Regions from separate parts of the Homo sapiens genome. Here region 1 is linked to region 2. A link is a loop called in an ENCODE intact Hi-C map of the cell type or tissue named here. Cell type or tissue: mammary epithelial cell. All regions are shown on one strand. Each heading gives the region's core, and the rest is flanking DNA. Links, peaks and the distances in the headings are about the cores only. Region 1 overlaps ZNF648 (zinc finger protein 648). Region 2 has its middle 120 kb from the start of ZNF648.

Region 1 (11,320 bases), core at 2,269-10,268, 120 kb after region 2:
CAGATGAACAAAACACAGGGAAGGAAGACTGCAAACCACACATCTGTCCTCTCTGCTGTAAGGAGTTTCACAAATCAAACCTGCTGTCAAGACTTAAGGTGGCCCCTCAGCAGAGCAAGCCACAAAAATGCCAAGAGTGTGGTGTGGCCTTTGTCCATGTGGACAGGTGAAAAAGATACCAATAAATGCACTCTAGAGTGCAGCCTTTCTACCGAGATGAGTGTGGGGGACTTTCACTCAGCTGGTATCCCTGCAACCCTATCAGCGGATTCATTCTGGAGAGAAAGCAGTCTCCTGTGCTTCCTCTGCTCATGCTGTCACTCAGCCAGGGACCTTGAGGAGGCATGATGGACTCATGAAGTGGAGGGACCCTAGTGGCTGAGCTGTCAAGTTTATCTCCACCTTTTGTTTTTATGTCTATTAAGATCTATTCAATAAAACAAGTTTTCTGTCACTAACTTACTCAGTTCAGGCTTCTCCTCCAGGCCCTGCCCCTCATGAATGGCTTGAAATAAATCTAAGAATGCAGTTTTTCTCCCTCAGAAATGCTGTGGTTATTTCTAGCAAGAATAAGATAGGTACTTACAGGTATAGATAATACTGTTATTAATGGCTGAAAATTAAATAAATTATTACAGTTGAGTTTATGGTTGATAAGCTATATATAAATATATTTATATATATAAATTTTTATAGTTGATAAACTCAACTGTAAAAATTATTTAATTCTCAAATAAATAAGCCTTATCAAGGAGCCAAGCCATTTTCATAATCTGGTGTTCTACTTGGTTTCTTAAGGACTAGTCTTTATTGAAGTTTTCCGTAATTGCAATCCCTGTGATGGTTGGCATGCAGTTCTGAATGTAAATGTAGCCTCTTTCCTCAAGTCCATTTGCAGTCTGGTTTATCTTTGTCATTAATTATTTGTACTTTTCAAAAGAAAGTATTTATTTTTCTTAAAAGCTGTAACAATACTTATTTGGATGATTTTTCAAACTACATATACCATTTATATATTCCAAGAGTAATCGTTACATTTATAAGACATAACATGACTGATTTCCTGTATCAGCAATACATTCATTTCAGTATTTGAAGAAATTTGTTTACCACTTTGGAGTATAAGCTGTCTTAGTTACCTTGTTTGTTTTTCTCTTTTAAAAATTATCCAAAAGATAGTCTTTGATAGGGCTTACTTTGCAAGTCTGTGTTAGCCCTTTTGCTATTATAACTGACTTCAGTTCCTGGGTTTTGGTGCTGGAGACACATTTGGAAGTGGAATTCAAAAGAGAATCTTTATTTTAGGCCAGTTGATGGGCTTCAGGAGGCCTGTGACTCCTTGAAATTGTAACACAAAACATCAGTAATGAGGGGTTTTTGATAGGGTCCGCAGCTTTTATTGGATTCTCAAGTAGCTTGTGATTCAAGAAAAGGTTCAGAAGCATTTTCATCATAAAGATTTAGGAAACAGCTGCAGATCTAATTGGTTATAGCATTTTGGAAACTCTGGAGTGATTTTCAGACTCACTTTAATTTCATCCTTATCCTTAGTTCTTTACTACTTTTCTCAGGACTGGTATATCAATACAAAAGCACCATCTTTAGTATACTTGTAATAAATGCTTTCCTTCACATTTGTAATTTTACTGGCAGTAATCCTTTGCATGGTGTTTCCTTTTCTGAAAAATGGGGATAATATTATAATATTGCCCTCAAAGGACTGTGTTTTAGGCTCTGGAGAACTAGGAATTTCTCCCCTTTCTAGGAAAGACCATACATTAATTTACTTATCTTTGAATTAAGAATTGAAATATACCAAGAAAGAGAGTGACCAAAAGGGATTCATACTTACGATTCCTTATCAGATGTGATACTGGTGTCCAGGTATTTCTGCCCCCTTCTCAAAGGCTCCCTCTTCCTGGGCCCTGGAGCTATTAAGGCTCACTTGGCAATGGGACAGATTATACAAGGGTACCTATGCAACAACTGGGCCTCAACCAGCCTTAGTGGGTGGCCATTGGAGAGAATGTGGCAAGAGGCAGCAGACATGTTTCCAAACCTTCTGGCAATTTACTTAAGGTAGAAATCAGGGCTTGTGGTGACTAGTCTCTTACTCGTTAGGAGGAAGTTGTTCTTTATATTATTGTTTGTTATCTACTGTGGCATTACAAATTACCAACCAAAATTCAACATCTTAAAAAAAAACAAGTATTTATTATTTTACACAGTTTCCAAGGATCAGTAATTTGAGAGCCACTTAGCTGCACAGTTCTGGCTGTTGGTCTTTCATGAGGTTTCAATCAAGTAGTCAGCCAGGTCTCCAGTCAACTGAACTCTTGACTGGGGATAGAGGATCCACTTACAAGCTCACTGATGTGGCTGTTGGTGGAACACCCAGTTCCTCACCACAGGGCCTCTCTACAAGGCTACTCATGACATGGTGGCTGTCTTCTGCCAGAGCAAGTGAATGAGGGAAAAAGAGAGAGAAAGAGAAACAAAGTATCCTATGGAAGCCACAGTACTTTTTATGCCTAGCCTCCAAAGTCACACACCATCACTTCTGCTTTATTCTATCCATTAGAACCGAGTCACTAAGTCCAGCCCACACTAAAAGGGAAGGAAACTAGGCTCCACTCTCGAAGGGAGGTATGTCAAAGAATTTGTGAACACATTTTTAAAGCCACCACAGTGATGATGAAAAATAAAAATGTAAGCAGGCATAACTTCTAAACCAAAAGGCAAGAAATTTGCTACATATTCTCCTTGTTGCAGACAGGCAGCCTATTCTTAGAGAGGACACGTAGACCTTATTGACCTTTGCTTAACAATAACAGACAATAGCATGACCTATTAATCTTGATTGCGTTCCTGGAAAGGAAAATTGTTGCAGACCCCATGTGGGAATATTTTTCAAGGACCTTTCATAACAGATTATTGTAGGAATTAATTGAGATAATGAATGTAGTGCCCAATCCCTAAAAAGTGTTCACTAAATGGTAGCTATTTTTATCCTTTCACCAAGCCTTATTAACTCCACCCCTGAAATCTCTGGCATCTTCTCATCTTACCTCTGTCCCCACTTGTCCTTGACTTCATCTGAACTACCACAAGAGATTCCCTCTATCCCTGTTTTTGGCCTCCTCCATGTATTATTTGTTTTTAGCAAGAGGTGTTTTTCTTTAAATCTTAGTGATAACTTATATTTTATAGCAGTTCTATTCATTTGCTGAACCAATCTGCTGAGTTCCTGACACTCCTAAACAGTGAAACTCTGAACCAATTTGACTGAAAGTTGTAGGGTGGGGGTGGTTAAGGAGAAAAATGAGGAGGAGAGAGAGAAAGATAAAAACATTATCTAGACAGTGGAAAAATTGTACTGGCATGGTTTAATGCAGAATGGAAAGAGGGAAATTGATGTTAAAAATGAGCTTTCCTGTCAACTTAAACAGCTGCCCTCTTCTGGTTTGATGAAACATTGAGTCACTCCATCTTTGGCAATATGTTCATGGGTCATGGAGTTTGTAGTTCGTATTCTAGTTCTGAGTCTAGCAATGACATCTGCTTGAGTGTTCTGGCAATTAAACTAATGCTTTACACAAAATTTTCTTCCAAGCAAGATTTTTTAAGCTCTAGTTGGAATTCCTGGGTGATCTATTGTGTTCATATCAGGTTAATATAGCTTTTCAATGTGCATGCATTTAGAGTATAGAGTGTGTAAATGTTGACTGCCAAGATTAACTGCTGGTATATTTTTCTGTGTAAGGCACAGGCACAGAATGTTTCTTTAGCCAGTGATAGGAAACAACAGTGGGCCTTCAAGGAAGTATTACTCCTTTAACTCCAATTTATTCCCCCTGGCTAGGTTATTGACAGTTTCCGAGGCATCAATGATTAAGAGCTGCCAACCCAGACTCTCCCAGATCCATTAAGTCATTCACAGGTCTTTGTTCCTGAGTCATGCCATGATTTCTGCTGTGCTGTGTTTCAATTTTTATCATCGTTTAAACTAAATTTATTGTCATCCACTTTAAAAATGCACATCAACAACTCCATTCCAAACAGAGGCAGTTGGCCCTGTGAACAGTCTCTGGAGCAAGCATGTCTAAATGTCACATCATTACTATGCCAGCCACTTTCTAGCTGTGGTATCTTTCTCCCTTGATTTCCTAATCTTAAAAAAATGGGGATAAGAATCACCATAAGTTTGCTTTAAAAAACAGTTAACATATATAAAACATTTAGAACAGTTCCTGGCACAAACTGAACACAATGTAAGTGTTGGCTATTATCATTATGGTCTAAAGAATACAAGTCATGAGCACCATAGACTGGTGAACCCATCAGGGGAATTTTTATTAAGTGGAAACATATAAATGAACATTTTTACTGAGTATATTCAAATTAATTTTGGCACCCTGTACTGTGGAAACAGCATTAACCCAGAGAGAAGCTTTAAATTCTTTTTGTCACGAAGAAGGCCCTGCCCTTATTTTATTTTATTTATTTATTTTGAGACAGCATCTCACTTAGGCTGAATTGCAGTGGCATGATCACAGCTCACTGCGGCCGCCACCTCTTAGGCTCAAGTAATCATCTTGCCTCAGCTTCCCCAGTAGCTGGGACTATGTGTGTGTGCCACCACGCCTAGCTCATTTTTTTTGTTGTTGTTTTTTGAGATGGAGTTTCACTCTTGTCACCCTGGCTGGAGTGCAATGGTGTGATCTTGGCTCACTGCAACCTCCGCCTCCTGGGTTCAAGCGATTCTCCTGCCTCAGCCTCCCAAGTAGCTGAGATTACAGGCGCCTGCCACCATGCTCAGCTAATTTTTGTAATTTTAATAGAGATGGGGTTTTACCATGTTGGCCAGTCTGGTCTCGAATTCCTGACCTCAGGTGATTCACCCACCTCAGCCTCCCAAAGTGCTGGGATTATAGGCATGAGCCACCGCACCTGGCCAACCTGGCTCATTTTTAAATTTTTTTTTAAAGGGATGGGGGTGTCACTATGTTGCCCAGGCTAGTCTCAAACTCCTGGGATCAAGCAATCCTCCCACCTTGGCCTCCCAAAGTGCTGGGATTACAGGAATGAGCCACCACACCTGGCTTTACCCTGATTTTTAATTACATAATAGAGAAATAAGATTGTCTGCTGTGATGTACAGTAGGTTAACAGAAAACCAGAAAGTAGCTCGGCATAATTTGGGGCACAAATGCAAGACAGAATAACCTGTCTTCAAGCATTGATTCTTTTCCAAAGATGTGACTCAACTACCCCTACTCTGAATGGACAGACTCTACTGGGCAGAATTTGTCCCAAGCCACCTCACAGCTGGTTGGCTTCTCTTTTGTCCACTCCATGTACTGTTGCCTTCTACTTGTGTACCACTGTCTGGTCCAGTGATCTGTGACTACTGGTTCCAATGGGATTCCTTTCTTCTCTAATACCTACTCAGAATGACCCTTGCAGTTGATGTGAGAAAAGACTGGTTGGGACAATTTTCCTTAAAATCTGAGTTGTTTTGTGAAAGGCCTGAAGGACTAATGAACTTCTCTTGGACCTGTTCAGTACATTCTACCCCTTATATTCCAGAAACATAGTATACAGCACCAAAGATACCCAGCACAAGCAAATCCAGCGTTTCTGCCTATTAACAAGTACGCTCACTCCTTCTCCAAAGCTATGCCCATGTGGAAGCCATACCTAGATACCACACTGCAGACCTTTATCAGTATTCAAGGTTAGGGTTCAGCAAGTTATATGGTTAACAAACAGCGCAGGTGACTCCTATGCAACCAGGTTTTGGCGAACAACTCCATAAAAATTATAAAACAAAACCAATTTTTTTAATTTGTAAAAACTATACTAATGACCATCTTCAAGAAAGGATACAATGAAAAGGAGTAATCCTTCAGTCTTCAAATATTTTATTGATTATCTAGGAAAAAAAAGTTAGCTTTTGCTCTCTTCATAGTCACAAGCTCATCTTGTGACTTTTCTACCAATTTAAAGCTCTTGCATCCAGCCAAAGTTTCCGTCATATAGTAGGATCACTCTAACTTTTACCTACTACTATCACTTCTATTTTGCCAATGCAGATGCAGAAACTGAAGCCCAAGGTCACATCAACAGTAAAGGATGGGGATGGACTCTTTTATTACGGTTACCTTGGTCAAACAAGACACAAGACTATCTAGCTATCTAGCTATCTAGCTATCTCTCTTACTTCTCTTTGGCGCCCCCATGTGTCATGAGAATGCTATTTAGAGGTCACACCCTAGTTCCAAATCAGGTGGAAACCAAGAGAAATTCAGATTTGGCATTCTTTGGTGGCAATTTTAGGAATATACTAAAGGTACTCCCCCAAAAAGGGCACTATACCTTCTTATGGAATATCTTATTTAACTTCAGTAAGATGAGAAGTGCCGTTTGCCTATGTGCACCAAGGACATCTGTGGAGTCATAGATTCCTCACAGTTGAGGTTCAGCTAAGAACTACTGACTTTATACAGATCACTATACACATCAATACACTTTGCAGAATGGCTGTTAGTAATGCAAACTTTGAAATAACCTCATTAGATAACTGTGAGCACGTAGGCTTCCATACCTGGTTTTAATGATTTTGAAATGCAGACAAGCCAATGGCACTTGGGCAAAGGGTGTTTTGTTCACTTCAAGTCAAGACTAATGATTCAGACAAATTTAAATGAACCCAAACGGTTTCATGAACCATGGTCAAGGCTTTGTGGAGAAATTATATATGTCTCTCTGTAAATGGGCCAATTGCTTTGTAAATATCACATATGACTTAAGCCCTCAGAGTGCAAACAGGAAAAGAGGCAGCCAGAGAGAAGGCATATATGAATTTATATGAATTCTGTGGGTGAGACTCGGGTTAGATCTACTTACTAAATTCCACTATAAAGAGGAATGGGCTTCTTTTTCAGATGCTAAGGCTGTCCTGAACTTCTAGAATAACTGGAATATGACATAAACCACCTTCTCTAAGATAAAGCCCTTCTCCACTTCAAAGCCAAGACTCATAAAGATATATCCTAAGGGTAAAGCCATTTCTGCAGTCAAGTGAAATGATGGGATGTTGGACTGGGTTTGAGTTCCTCCAAAAACGGCGTTGCTTTGGGGGAGTTCATCATAGGGACCACTTCTGGGGATTCCTTTATTTATATAAAAACCAAAAAGCATCTTTCTCTAAAGAGGACCAGCCCCTCAGGCCTTCTTTTCAGTATTTGCATATGGCTTTGAGGGTAGGACAGGTTAGTCTTTTTCCCCACCTTATCCCTGGAGCCCGGCCCAGTGCCCAGCATGTAATTCTAGAAGCAGTTTCTGATTGATTCAGGTTCCCCAACCCAAGGAACTCAACGTTTGATCAGCTCCCACTACTTTGTCTTTCCCTTTTCCAATTGCTTATGACCTCGGACACTCAGAACCACTGATGTGAAACCACCCACCTGGGTGCTCTCTCGGTGGTGACTTTCTGTTCAAGGGATCAAATAAATAATCAAATGGACCACTGATGACCCGCGACCTGCTGGGAGGCGAGGCTGACCAGTGAGGCTGGCAATACCATGTGAGTGGGCCCACCTGGGAAGGTTCCAAGTAGTGAGGTCGACGATGCTATCTTCACTCGTCAGAGGAGGAAGGGATGGGCTCCTTCTTGCAGGTGCCGTGCTTGGCTCGGTGTCGTTGGAGGTGATTGGACCTGGTGAAGGCCTGGCCGCAGTCCTCACACTGGTAGGGCCTCTCTCCGTTGTGCATTCGTATGTGCTGGGCCAACTCAGAGGCAATGCGGAAGGCCCTGCCGCACTCGGCACAGAGGAATCCCTTCTCCCCGGAGTGGATCTGTTGGTGCCGCTTCAGGGTCGAAGAGCGGGCAAAGGCCTGGCCACACTGCGTGCAAGGAAAGGGCCTCTCGCCAGTGTGGATGCGCTGGTGGCGCACGAGGCGCGAGGGCTGCGCGAAGGCCACGCCGCAGTCAGCGCACTTGAAAGGCCTCTGGCCGGTGTGCAGCGTCTGGTGCTCGGACAGATTGGAGGACTTGGTGAAGCACTTGCCGCAGGTGGGGCAGGGGAAGGGCCGCTCGCCCGAGTGCACGCGCTGGTGCTCCACCATGCGGCTGGCCACAGCGAACTCCCGGTCGCAGGCGGGGCAGCGGAAGGGCTTGGCGCCCAGGTGCGTGCGCTGGTGGCGCAGCAGCGACAGCGGCTTGTTGAAGGTCAGGCCGCACTCGGAGCACGGGAAGGGCTTATTGTTGCTGTGCATGTTGCGCTGGTGTTTGCGCAGGTCCGAAGAGCGCACGAAGGCCTTCCCGCAGTCTGGACACGGGTAGGGTTTCTCGCCTGTGTGGGTGCGGATGTGCTTCCGGTGGTCGGAGGACCAGGTGTAGGCCTTGTCGCAGAAGGAGCACTGGTAGGGCCGCTCGCCCGTGTGCAGGCGCCTGTGCTGCTGGAGTGTGCCGCGGTGGGAGTAGGCCTTCCCGCATAGCTCGCACGCGTAGCGCTTGGCGGCGCCGCCGCGCGTCTCCGCGGGGCTCAGCGGCTTGCTGGGCTTCTGAAAGGCCCGCCCGCCCCGCAGGCACCTGTAGGGACGCGCCTCAGCCTCTCCGCCCTCGCGCCGGCCCGCCTGGTTCTGTACTTTCCTGCTGTTCCGCGCTTTTGCCAGGACCGCGGCAGCCAGGCTGGCTGGGGTGGCCGACGCCTGGGCTGGTGTATGTGTCTCTTGCGTGGGAAGGTCCCAGTTGCTCCCCGGCCTGGGGAAACACAACAGAGAAGAGTTCCCTGCGGACGTGTCTACACTTTTGTGCGCACAGAGATACTTTCCATTGCTGGGGAAGCTGGGTGGGACATCCAAGACTGCGTCCTGGTTTGCCCCCGAGTATCCATCATCACCCGCAGGTAGTCGGTCCCCAAGAGGTTGCATCTGACCTAACAATTTGTGTGCGAGACCACTGGGAAGGGAACCCAGAGCTCTGCTTGCTCCCGGGGAACCCTGGGTCTCGTTGATCTTTGTCACATCTCTGCTCCAACTGGCTTTCCCAGACATTTCCACTGGTTTCTGCCCCATGCCCCCAGCACTGGAGGAGTCAGAGAATTTCTCTTCCTCTTTGCCCAGTGGATGGGGCCATGGCAAGTCAGGATTTTCGTGTGTTACTGGGGAGCTGCCCCTTGGACAGGCCACCGGGTCAGCGGTGCCCTCTTTTTCGGCCTCCCCACCATCTTCATCGTCACTCTCTAAGTTCATGCTCAGCATCTGGGTGTCATGAGCTTCCTCAGTCAAGCTGCTGAGAGGAGACGCCTCTCCCCACCTGTCCTGGGAGTCCACTTGTGCCATGATGTTCAGGCGCTTCTATTGCCTACTCCTCTGAGGAGGAGTATCCTGCTTGGCTCAGGATACCTGCAAAAAGAAAAGTACGAAGAGAAAATCACAAAGAATGTACTTAATCACTTTCATGAGCAGAGGGACTGAGGTTCCCACTATAGCTCTGTTTCCAACTGGTCTCCATGTCAGGCATATTGTTGAGCCTCACTGAGGACAGAGGCCTGGCTCTGCTGAAAATTCCAGTCATCCTATTCCCTCTGGAGATCCCACTTGCTATAAGCCCCAGGAGACCATGCTGTCAGGAATAGCCAGGGTGGGGCATTTGCTGGGTGCCAGCTGTGCCTTGTCCTGTCTAGGGTGCTCATCCCCAACCACTAACCAAATGTGTCCTTTGTCAGCATGGGGGACAACTCGATGAGAGGGTAGGAACCAAGCTGTGGTCCTCCTAAGACACTCTTACAGTGTCCCCCACTCAGGAAGCTGGAAACCAGGCTGGCTTTTGCTGTCCCTGCCAGGAATGGAAGTCTGCCATCCCATGATGGTGTCAGCTAGGGTTACCTCTCAGGCCCTGGGCTGTGTAGGCCACCTCTTCCAAAGATAAGGAGCAGCCCTTGGGAGAATGAGGGTGAGTCAGGAAGGCACCAGTTGCCCCTCACTGATTAAGCGGGGCTTCTCAGGCCCTTGTAACTTCTGAGGAACTCCTAACTGCCAGGAAGGCTACCCATAAGCACCCGGGGGCAGAGGATGCCCACTGAGAGCTTGACCTGTCTTTGAAATTTTGCTTCATCATAAACATTCAGGAGAGTTTACATTTTATGTCTCATTTTTGTTTTTGTTTTTAATTGAGTCGGAGTCTCGCTCTGTCACCCAGGCTGGAGTGCAGTGGCGCGATCTTGGCTCACTGCAACCTCTGCCTCCCGGTTCAAGTGATTCTCTGCCTCAGCCTCTTGAGTAGCTGGGATTACAGGTGCCCACCACCATGCCCGGCTAATTTTTGTATTTTTAGTAGATACAGGGTTTCACCATCTTGGCCAGGCTGGTCTTGAACTCCTGACCTTGTGATCCACCTGCCTCGGCCTCCCGAAGTGCTGGGATTACAGGCATGAGCCACTGTGCCCTGCCAGTCGCATTTGTTTTATAGAAAATAGTATTAAAGTTACCTGGGTTTAAATGTTTAATCTTCCCCCAAGTGTGCCATATTGATCCCCTGGCATACCACAGATGTCCACTGGGGTACACATCTCCTGACTCAAGAAGCCAGATGTAGGATTTCAAACATAATGCATGAGACATGAGAGCCATTTGGGTTTTATTTTCAAACTTATTTTATTTTAGCTTGAAGACATGGAGAAAGCCTGCTGGAGGATTGGTTAACAAGGATTGGATGAGTGACAGATTTTAAAGGAGTTACTAGAGAGGCAGGGTACTGAGGGCCTCTCCAGGGGGACAACTGTTGACCAGAGGGCTAAATCTGCTTTAGTCTGGAGAGAAACTTCTGAGAATCCCAGAGGGGGTATTAAAACTCTCATTTTTCTGGGCACACGTTATGAGCCAGCCACTATGCTGAGTGCTTCACAAACATAATTTCATTTATTCCTCTCAGCAAACTTTAAGATAGATGCTATTGGGAGGCCGAGGCAGACGGATGATGAGGTCAAGAGATTGAGACCATTCTGGCTAACACGGTGAAACCCCGTCTCTACTAAAAATACAAAAAAATTAGCTGGGCATGGTGGCGGAGCTTGCAGTGAGCTGAGATCGCGCCACTGCACTCCAGCCTGGGTGACAGAGCGAGACTACATCTCAAAAAAAAAAAAAAAGATAGATGCTATTATTACTATATTATTCTTTCAATTTTACAGACCAGGAAACTGAGCTTTATTGAGGTTACTTACCTGCCCAAGGCCACACAGCTCATAGACAGCAGCAGTGGGGTTTCTCTCTAATTTTAAGGCCATTAAGCCCCAAATGGTCCTGCCTCCCA
Region 2 (11,320 bases), core at 1,973-9,972:
CGACTCTACAGAGCTGAGAAGACTGAAATCTTAACTGGCAGTGGAAGTGACTGAACCGCAGAACCCCAGAAAGGTACAAGATGTCTCTAATCATGAAGGTGAAAGTGAAGCTAAAAGCAGAAGCATCTCAAAGTTGACCCCATGATGCCTTCTCCCCACAACCACCCTCCCCACAACACATGCAGATAGCTCTCCTTCCTCAACCATGGCAGAAGTTGGGAGAGGATGAACTAGAGGGACTCCAGGTTGGGGCCATCAGGTACAGTGAGGGCTGAAGTGTTGTCCTGAAAGCAGGGATTCAGGGAAAGTCTGCAGATAGAACTGTCAGAGCCTTCTGCAATCAGAACATCAGCACCAGGCTCATTCTCTCTAGGAAAAGAGAGAAAACTGCCTAGTCCAAGAGAAAAGATATAAAGGGTGCCACCATATAACAGCATGGTCACATCACCCAGCTGATGAAGCTGTTTCTAGTCAACAGACCCCATTCACAAGCATAGAGTTCTTTAGGGCTTGGCTTTTAGAGTGGACAGCCCAGAATTTCCAGGTGTTGGAGAAAAGCCTCTGAAAGCAAAGCTCCCCCTCCCTCCAAAAACAGGAAAAAAAAGAATTTAGAAGAAAATCAAGACAAGTCAGGGAAAAGAGGCCTGTGTAATTTTATATATACATATTCATATTTATATATACAATTTACATATATATATAAAATTGTATAGGTCTCATATATATATGTATAGGTCTCATATATATAAAAGATATATATATCATATAGAGAAGAAATAAGATATATAATTATATAAAAGATATATATCTTATATTTTACAATATATAGTTATATATTATATATAACATCTATTACTATATATAAGCTATATAGTAACATTATATCTATTATATATTATACATAATATCTAAGATATGTTATATGTATTATGATATATATAATATAGATTATGTTATCTATCTATATTTTTTCAATATCCTTAAAGAGAAGAGAAAGTTTTACTGATGAAACAAAACAGGATGATTTAGAAAGAAGTAGGTCATTCAGAGGACCAAAAATTAACAATTTCTTAGAAATGCATAAAAACTCGACAAATATTTGGAAGATAATTTGAAGAAAACAGAGAATAGAAGAAAAAAAACAAAGAGATAGAAAACAGGAAATTATGAAATTAGGGAATCAGCCCAGGAATACTAAAGAATTTCTAAAAGAAACAATGGCAAAAATAGAAATTATTAAATATTTCAAGAAAATTTCCCAGAACTGAAGGACTTTAACTTCTGGATTATAAGGTGCACCAAGCAACCAGCACAATGACAGAACACAGGCTCACATCAAAGCACATCATTGTAAAATTTCATACTATGAAGGACAGAGAGAAGCCCCTGAAACGTTTTCAGGGAAGTCAGATACAAAGGATCAAGAACCAAAAAGGCATCAGACTTGCTTAGTTTTCATTTCTTCACTTACTATTTTCCAGAGAAAACTGCGTAATCCAAGAGAAAAGCATTGGGAGCTGCTGTCAGTGGATTCGTAGTGAGTAAAGAAAATGGGGCAATGCCTTTAAAACTCTGAAGAAAAATCATTTCCAATCTAGGATTCTATACATAGACAAACTGTCAATCAAAAGTCAGAACAGAATAAATATACTTCCAGCTTGCAAGTTTTCAAAAACATTTATCACCCATACATCTTTCTCAGGAGGCTACTTCAGGATATGGTTTGACAAAGACAGGGAGTAAATAAAGACAAGATGACATGGGATCCAGGAAACAGGGAATCTAACATAGGAGAGGGGAAGGGGGGAAAGAGAATTCTAAGATGATGAAGAAGGGAACTGAGGAAGATAGCTGCTCAGCAGGCATGCAGTGCAGGTAGCACAGACTGGAGAGGAAGCACAGAGAGTATCTAGAAAGCTCCCAAGAAGATGAACTTCTTGGAATATCTGATGTGTTTAAATATATTGAGAAGAAATGTACATATATGGAAGAATGTCTAGGTAGGAATTAGTGGTAGGTGAACAGAAAACTGCACAAACGAAGAAATAAGACAATTATTAACTCCAAGGAATATTAAATGTTGTACAAGAAAGAAAATGCAATCATCCTTTACACTACATGGACATGCTGTGAATACAGTCATAATTATGTAAACACTGAATACAGATCTAACTAAAATGATGATATAAGCCTACTGGGAGGTTTGGAAAAAAAAATTGTGGAGGTGGGTGAGGGAGGTGTTAAAGAGAGCTAATTCTTCATCTTTCATAGTGAGAATTTAATAATTCCTAAAATGAAAAATCAAGAGGTCGGCAGTAGAAACATGTTATTTAACAATTTGGAGGTAAATGCCCAAAGAGCAATCAAAAGTGGTTGCCTCTGGGAAGTGGGAAAGAAGGATGGAGAAGGGGAAGGCCGGGAATCTGCTATTTTTCATAATAAGGCTTATAACTACTTGACTTCTTAGAACCCATATAACATTTAAATTTAAAAAGATTTCCCTGGGTGGAGAGAAGGAAGAAATCATCTTCAAGTATTTACAAATACTCAACATGTGACACAGTGGGGAATACACTCAGAGTTGCCCTAGGGCGTTGGAGTGTGGAAGAGTTAGGAGACCTGGGAGAGGCCAGCAGAATCCAGATCATGAAGGGCTTTGCATGCCCTCAACCCAGATGGATCACTTCCCAGGGCCTTGTGAGAAATCTCAAACCGAACCATGGAAAACGGAAGATCGGCTGGGCTATTAAAATGGAAAAATGTTGGTCTGGTTTCTGGAAGGAAGAAAGAACAATGGCTCATTGTTCAGGTAAAATTCTAGAATGGACTTTAAAATGAACAATTTTGACAAAAGGAATAATCATAAAAAATCAACATGGGTTCATGAAGAAGTTACACCAGAATCCCTCTTTCTTATCCAGTGTGATTATGAGATTGAAAGATACAAGAAAGCTGAGCACACAGGATATCTTTATTTCAGTTAAATACTTGTCTTCTTGCTGCTGCTATGAATAAGACGAAGATGTGGACCAGGCGACAATATGGTGGGGTGACTATGTAACTGATTGATTAGCCATAAGCTGTGGTTTATGTCCTTTGCTCAGGGGTTCTGCCCTAACTGATTTCTGTCCCAAATCAGTATTTTAAACCATGAATTGGATGATGACATTTTTATCAAGTTTCCATGTCAGAACCCCAAAAAGGCTAATATTTGGAAAAGGCAGCCTTCTAAATGATCTCGACGTGTATGAAATAATGGATTGACTCTAACAACCTAAGCTTACTAGTAACAAATATGAATTCCTTTGCATGGGGTATGTCGCCCTGTCATCACCAGGCCAGCTTTACCTGTGGCTACAAGTTCCTTAGACTCTGGACAAAGGTAACTACCTGCAGTACTGAGACGAGCCTTGCTTCTTCTAAGTGTCCCCCCACTTTTCTCCTCCACCCCACAATATACTTAATCAACACAAACTCCACTGGCAGATTCAGCACAAGCTATGAATTTTTGTCTTACTGCACCCTCTCTTTCTCTACCCCAATACCAATAGGATTTGACATTTTTTCCTTTGGGTTCCCACTGTACCCAAGTGATGTCTCCAAACTAGCTATAGCACTCCAAGGCCATTTCCCCCTTTAATTAGTGAGGAAGTATAATGGGGTAGTTAAATAGCTGCTGGAACCAGACTCACTGGGTTCAAATCCTGGCTCTACCATTTATTGACTGTGAGATGGTGGGAAAGTCCCTTAAATGCTCTGTGCCTCAGTCTCCCCATCTAGAGAGAAGAGGTGATAATACTTCCTACCTCACTGGGAGGAAAAGAGGATTAAATAAGTTGATGTTAATAACTAGCACAAGGAAAGTATAAACAGTTATACGTATATACCTGTCTCTCTTAATAGTCACTGACCACCTTATGAATTGTATCTCCATATCACAGCAATTAACATTTTGGAACATAGCAAATCCAAGAGCACTGACTTACAACCCTTCAGTAGCTCTCTACCACCCCTAAGACAAAGACCAACTTCCACAGCCTGCCTAGATTTCCTTGAGACCTGGCAGGAGCTGGCCTCTCAAGCCTACACTCTCCCCCAACACTCTTCAGATGCTACACTGAAGCCCTGAAAAATATCCCAGCCACTAACCTTCTCCAGACCTTTGTTCTGAGGCCTTCTCCACCCTCTGAATGTTGATGTTCTAGCCAGAGCCAATTTCACGGCTAGACAGCTGGCACAGAGCAGCAGAACCCAGAAAAATAGTGACGGCTCATGGTTCACCAGTGGCTTACTCTTTGTGAGGATGTCACCATGGACCAGAACATGTGTCACCTCCACACCACCCTCAGGCTGCCTGTGTGAGCATCTCAGCATGCACCAGAACATGTATCACTCACATACTGCCAACAGGCTCTCTGTGTGAGCGCCTCAACATGGACCAGGGTGTCACCTCCGCACCACCATCAGGTTCTCTCTGTGTCTTTCCATGAACCAGGACATGTGTCACCCCCACACTGCCATCAGGCTGAGTGCCTCACCATGGACCAGAGTGTGTGTCACTCCTCCACCACCATCAGGCTCTCCCATCATTTGAGTGGCTTCTTGCAGAGCCTATTAGCACCTGAAGGGAGCCCTCATCTCTCTGAGCCCTTGGTCTCTCAGGACAGCTTTTTCCTCATGTGCACTGCCCTCTTCAATGCAGATATTCTCGGGGAGTCCAGTTAATTTTTTACTCTTGTAAAATTAACTCAGTATTAGCCAGATCTGGGAATATTAGCTGAGAACATCTTGGTTTCTTCATGACCTTTACATATAACTAATGTTTTGTGGTCAGGGCCTCTGTCATCTCCACATTTGACTTTCTCAGATTCCTAATCTGAGTCATGAACTTGGAAGGTACTTTCAAACCTCACTGTTGATTTTGACAACCTGAAAGCCCACAACTGGGGGTGAAGGGGAAAACACCCACTGGACTGAGAAGAAACGTGCTTATGTTGCCCTCTCTGAAAACCTTTAATCACTATTAAAAAAAAAAAAAAAAAAAAAGCAAAAACAGTGTCCTGTGTAAGTTCAGCTCTCTGGGGCATGTGGACCTCCACAAGCTAGGGGCCATTTCCTGATGCAGAGCCTCCGGTTGCCTGTGACTGGAACCGCAGTGCCATCCAATGGCAATCTTGTGTAATGCAGTAGCTCCTCCATCTTTCTGCACCTGTAGTTTTCCTAGTGCTCCTGAACAGGAAGCCTCACAAGTCCTGTGGTATAAAAACCTGTTTTCTGTTCCTGTGTTGGTTTGCTTAGGATAACGGCCTCCAGCTCCTTCTGTGTTGCTACAAAGGACATGATCTTGTGTCCTTGAGGGTGGAAGGTGGGAGGAGGCAAAGGATCAAAAACTATCGGGTACTATGCTTATTACCTGGGTGACAAAATAACCTGTAAACCAGCACCCCCTGCCGCCGTGATATGCAACTTGCCCATATAACAAACCTGCACACGTACCTCTGAACTTAAAAGTTAAAAAAAGGAAACCTGTTTTCTCAATGTCATTTGAGTATGCAGCCTTTTTCTTTCTTTTTGTTTAATGTCTACGAACCTTTTGAAGGCTTAATGCTTTATAGAGTTTGAGCAGCAGTTCGCAAAGTGTGGTCCAGGGAGTCCCAAGAACCTTTTAGGGATTTTGCAAAGTCAGAATTATTTTTATAGTAATACTAAGACATATTCCGCCTTTGGCTTCTTATTCCCTTATAAGGGTACACTGGAGTCTTCCCAGGGCTATGTGACCTACACTGTCCTCAGAGGCAGATATGAGACTCAAACAGAGGCAGATATGAGAATGGAGCTGCCTTCTATTAAGCAAGATATTATAAAGATTTGCAAAATTTAAAAAACGTCATTTATTACTTTTTTGGAAAATACAGTTATTTTATTGAAATACGTTATTATGTGTATGTAATAATTGGTTTTGTTGTTGTTGTTTTGTTTTTTTGGTTTTTTTTGAGACGGAGTCTCGCTCTGTCGCCAAGGCTGGAGGGCAGTGGTGCGATCTCGGCTCGCTGCAAGCTCCGCCTCCCGGGTTCACACCATTCTCCTGCCTCAGCCTCCGGAGTAGCTGGGACTACATGCACCCACCACCATGCCCAGCTAATTTTTTGTACTTTTAGTAGAGACGAGGTTTCACCGTGTTAGCCAGGATGGTCTCGCCCTCCTGACCTCGTGATCCGCCCGCCTAGGCCTCCCAAAGTGCTGGGATTACAGGCGTGATCCACCGCGCCCGGCCAAGAATTGTTATTTTTAATGAACATTTTTAAAATTTCTAATTTTGAATATGGTTAAGTATTGAGAGACGTTACCCCCCCCCCCCCCACATAGACTAAAGCTCTTTAGAGTCCTGGATATTCATTTTAAGAGTGTAAAAGGGTATTGAGACTAAAAAACTTAATAACCGAAAACTTAAAAACTTAAGTTTCAGAGGCTTAGTTGGACTGTCCAACTATGTACTCTCATCATTTCTGTATCGAATGGGACACATGGGTGGCACAGAACCTCACTGGCATAGTAAACAAGGGGATGTGGATATATTTTTTCTAGGGAGAAGGCTTAGCTTTCCTCTAGTTTTCAAAGCTCTGTATGACACTGTCCAACCCCATAAAGGTTAGGAGCCACTTAAAAGCGAGCATGACAGCCAAGGGGCTAGAAGGCTTGACACTCATCCCCTCTCTGACACCGACTACTCTGTGACAGATACGAGTCACCTAATCTTTGCTTTATGAGAGGAAAGGGGTAGAGGATCTGTCTGGTGTTTCTCTACTGTCAAAATATAGAAAAATCAGATAAATGTCCATTTTAATTACTTTATAGTTAAAGGAACAATCTTTTAAGTTGTGTTTTATACGATGCCTTGTCCATAAAAGAACTGAAGGTAGTTTGATTCTTCCCTAGCTAGTGTGAAAAATGTGATCTACAGCCTGGGGTAACCAAAGGAGAGTAAATTGAAAAGGACTTATTGCTTTTCCAGATGTTTGTCTATTTTAGTGATCTTTCAAAGATCATGTTGTTGGACTTATTTATCAGGCCTACTGCCTTTCATTTTTCTGTTTTATAGTCTCTTGATTTTTGTTTTCCTGGATAAATATATTTCATTACTTCTTGTTTTATAATTACTTAACACCATGAATTTTCCCTTTAAGGTACAGATTTAGCTATATTCTTTGTTTTTATATATAATGTTCTATTTTTTTAAAATTCTAATTATTGAAGTTTTAGTTTTTTCTATTGTCCAAAAATTAAAAGCTTTTAAAAGTTTCTTATGATTCTTTTAAAAAATACTCGATTTCTAGTTGCATTACATTTTTATAACTGCTGTATTGATATAATTCACATACCCTAAAATTTACCTTTTTAAAGTGTATAATTGTTTTTTGTATGTCAGTTATGTAATAATCACTACCATCTAATTTTAGGACATTTTTATCACTCCAAAAAGAAAACCTATATCCATTAGCCATCACTCCCTAATCTCCTTAGACCCCCACCCCACTCCCATCTTAGAAACCTCTCATGTATTTTCTATCTCTATAGATTTTCCTGTTAGGGACATTTCATATATATGGAATTATATAATATGTTGCCTTTACTGTCTGGCTTCTTTTACTTAGCAAAATGTTCTCAAGTCTTTTCTATGTTGTAGCAAGAATAAATACTTCATTCTTTTTTATGGCTGGAATAGTACTGCATTGCATGAATTTACTGCATTTATCTCTGTTCATTAGCTGATGGGCATTTGGATTGTTTCCTTTTTGGGTTATTATGAATAATGCTACTATTAACTATTGTGCACAAATTTTTGCATGAATAAAAACACACAAAAACTATTCCTCTTTGCTGTATACCTTTACCAGTTGAATTGCTGTATTATATGGTATATTAAAACTCTATGTTTAACATTTTGAGGAACTGTCAAACTGTGTTCCAAAGTGGCTGTATCATTCTATAGTCCAACCATTTCTCCACATTCTGCCCAATAATTGATATTTTTCTTATTTTAGTCATCCTAGTGGGTATGAAGGAGTAGCTCATTGTGGTTATGATTAGCATTTTCTTAATGACTTATGATGCTGAGTCCACTGCATTTTGGTCAGAGATTGTGGCCAAATCTTAGAATTTATTGTGATTTTTTCTTTGTAGCTTAATATGTGATCAATTAAATATTCTCTTAATTGCAGAAGACAAAATCTTTGTTCTTCAGTAAAATGTGATGGTTTTCTATAAAGATCTCTGATATGTAGGGTATACATTGCAATATACATATTATTCAATTATATCCTTATTATTTGCCTGTTAAAAATGCAAAATGTCGAAATATTACTATATTTCTGCTTCTTCTTGTATTTCTATCATTTTACCCTTAAACAAATTGAGGCAATGTTATTTGGTACATAAAGGTTTATGACAGTTTCGGCTTCATTGAGAACTACATCCTTGTTAATATAGTGGTTCTCTGTGTAAAAATGTATAAAATTTTTTTTATCTGATATTGATATTGTTCACTGTTTCCTTATTAGTTGCATTTGCATAAAATGCTTTTGGCATGTTCATAATTTTATTGCCACTTTGCTTTAAATAAGTATCAGATAAATAAGATATAGACAATTTAAAGTTTTTATTTTAATATTATACTTATACAAATGTGTTTTATTGTCTACTAGTAAAAACAAATAAATGAAAACAAATTTTCTGTCTTATAGTGTGATGTCCCTTTTTTCCCAATAAGCTGTTAATAAATTAATGGTAATATCACAACCTCAATGTCATCTTATAAATGAAAAACTATATCCTAGGAATAAAGGATATAGGTTGTGGGTTTTTCAAAAACTCAATCTGAATGTCTTTATATTTTAATGAAAAACTTCATCTATTAATAATTTGCATTTATTTTGATAAATTTCATATTTGGTTTTAGTTCTTTTGTAGCATTCCATACTTTAAAATTTTCTTTTCTGTTGATAAATTATATTTTCTCTGCATTTATTATTTATAGTTTTCAAAGGGTATAAGTAGTTCCTAATTATGCCATTGGCTTCCCATAAGCTTTTCAAAAGCATTGTGTTAACTTATATTTCTTTAAAATTAGATTAAGAAGTTCAACAATATTTTTAAAACTACCATATTTGATGCCATTTTTTCCACCCTACCCCTCGATCACCAACTTCTACGTTTTTTATTACATTTCAAGTTTTTCTATCCATGTTTTTATTATGCAATTATTTTATATGCTTTATATTATCTTTTGATAAGAATTATTTGAAGTTTTCACTAATTTTTCTATGAGACAGGGTCTTGCTCTGTTGCCCAGGCTGGAGTGCAGTGGCACGATCTCAGCTCACTGCAACTCAGCCGCTCAGGTTCAAGCAATTCTCCTGCCTCAAGCTTCCCAAGTAGCTGGGATTTTAGTCCCGTGCCACCAGGACCAGCTAATTTTTGTATTTTTTAGTAGAGACAGGGTTTCACCATGTTGGCCAGGCTGGCCTCAAACTCCTGACCTCAAATGATCCACCCACCTTCCTCCCAAAGTGCTCAGATTACAGGCCACTGTGCCCGGCCTGAAATTTTCATTAAATTTTATGTTCATATAAACAGCAAATATTTAGACATCTCTATTTTAACTGGTTTAAGTAGTCATTGCTGCTTTTCTTTTTATATCCTGATCTCCCTAACCTCGAGCTTTCAGTTTTGCTCCATTATTCATTGGGAAAAAATATTCATGTAGCTTATAAAAAGTAATATACATGAGTAGGACATTTTCTGAGTACCTAAACATCTTAGAATATCTTCAAATTGCTGACACATAAGGAAAGAAAGCTTAGCTTTGTACAAAATTCTTAGGTTACAAAATTTTCTAGGTTGTATTCCATTGTTTTCCAGAATTTCCTGTTTCTAGAATCTAAAATCAACCTGTTTTATCAGGCAAAGAAAAATAATATACAAATACTACCAGCAATGAACACAATACTTTAATATTAATAATTTCAGATTTTTTTATTCCTATGATATAGTTTTCCATTTATAAGATGAAGTTGAGATTGTGACATTACCATTAATTTATTAACAGCTTATTGGGAAGAAAGGGACATCACACTAAAGGACATAAAAGTGGTTTTGTGTTTACTAGTAGACAATAAAACACATTTGTCTGTATAAGTATATTCTAATATTAAAATAAAAGCTTTAAGTTGTCTTTTCATCTGAAGTTTAAAAAAAATTATGAAACATTTTAGTCATTAGCAATCATACATAAGAATAATATACTTTTATAACTTATGTTTATAACATTGATCTTTTTAGCAACATTAGAATTAATACTATAATTTCAAAGTAGACCATGTAATGCCAGGATTTTGTCTACATTTCCCATTTGGAAATTTTTATTATTTCCTTAATCATATTATTGGACAGAGCCTGAGTGACAGCACTTCTTCCAGACACATGAATTGGTCAGAGCTTTTCTAGTTTTGAAAATTCTATTTGGTACAAGAAATCTGATGGTACCTACCATCTTTTATCACATTGCTTAGCATATAACATGCAATCTTCTATTTGCAGGAAACCTTTTTATTTTAATGTTGTCATCATACAGACATTTTTTTGGGACGTTTTATGCAATGAAGAGGCATTTCAAAATAAGTTAAAGTTCAATGGTTAGTGTTATACCAAGACAAGTAACTTAACTAAAAAGACAACTCAGTGTAAAACTATAGTCTTCAATGAGGTTCATACATGTAAAAGTAATGACAATCACATTATAATTTACTATTCTACCAGACAAATGTAGGTGGCCTTCAATATCAATTGTAGCATGCATTTAATTTGGAAATATAAGACTGTCTTACAATTTCAATTCTTTTGCATTTGCTGAGAGTGTCTTACTTCTGATTATGTAATTGATTTTAGAGTAAGTGCCAAGTGGTAATGAAATGAATGTATATTGTTGTTTTCTTGGGTGGAGAGCTCTGTAGATACCTATGAGGTCCATTTGATCCAGTGTTAAGTTCAGGTCCTGAATATCTGTTAATTTTCAGTCTTGATGATCTGTCTAATATTGTCAACGGGGTGTTAAAGACTCCCAGTAGTATTGTGTGGGCATATAAGTCTCTTTGAAGGTCTCTAAGAACTTGCTTTATGAATCTGAGTGCTCCTGTGTTAGGTGCATGTATATTTATGATAGTTAGATCTTATTGAATTGAACCCTTTACCATTATGTCATGCCCTTCTTTGTCTTTTTTGATCTTTGTTGGTTTAAAGTCTGTTTTGTCAGAAATTAGAATTG

What was found. Hi-C counts contacts between places; a loop is a spot of excess contacts. Peaks named below come from ENCODE experiments on the same cell type or tissue, not always from the same donor. Only the 100,000 strongest peaks of a DNase experiment are listed, where the experiment ranks them.
Region 1: it touches region 2 in a loop (7-fold over the local background); 6 of 110 quality-filtered maps call a loop at or near these places.

What each region holds. Positions count from the first base shown.
Region 1 is chr1:182,048,663-182,059,982 of GRCh38, forward strand. It overlaps ZNF648 (zinc finger protein 648), which reads right to left. Exons shown (of 2, transcript NM_001009992.1): 2 at 5,908-9,411. The coding sequence starts at 9,348. The coding sequence ends at 7,642. Among named protein-coding and RNA genes, the nearest start is that of ZNF648, 7.4 kb to the right of the region's middle. RefSeq lists an enhancer at 7,551-8,081. In mammary epithelial cell, for the core only: a CTCF peak has its summit at 6,246 (motif pointing left); no DNase peak of the experiment used is centred there.
Region 2 is chr1:181,931,991-181,943,310 of GRCh38, forward strand. No RefSeq gene overlaps it. Among named protein-coding and RNA genes, the nearest start is that of ZNF648, 120 kb to the right of the region's middle. In mammary epithelial cell, for the core only: a CTCF peak has its summit at 5,163 (motif pointing left); a DNase peak (open chromatin) is centred at 5,201.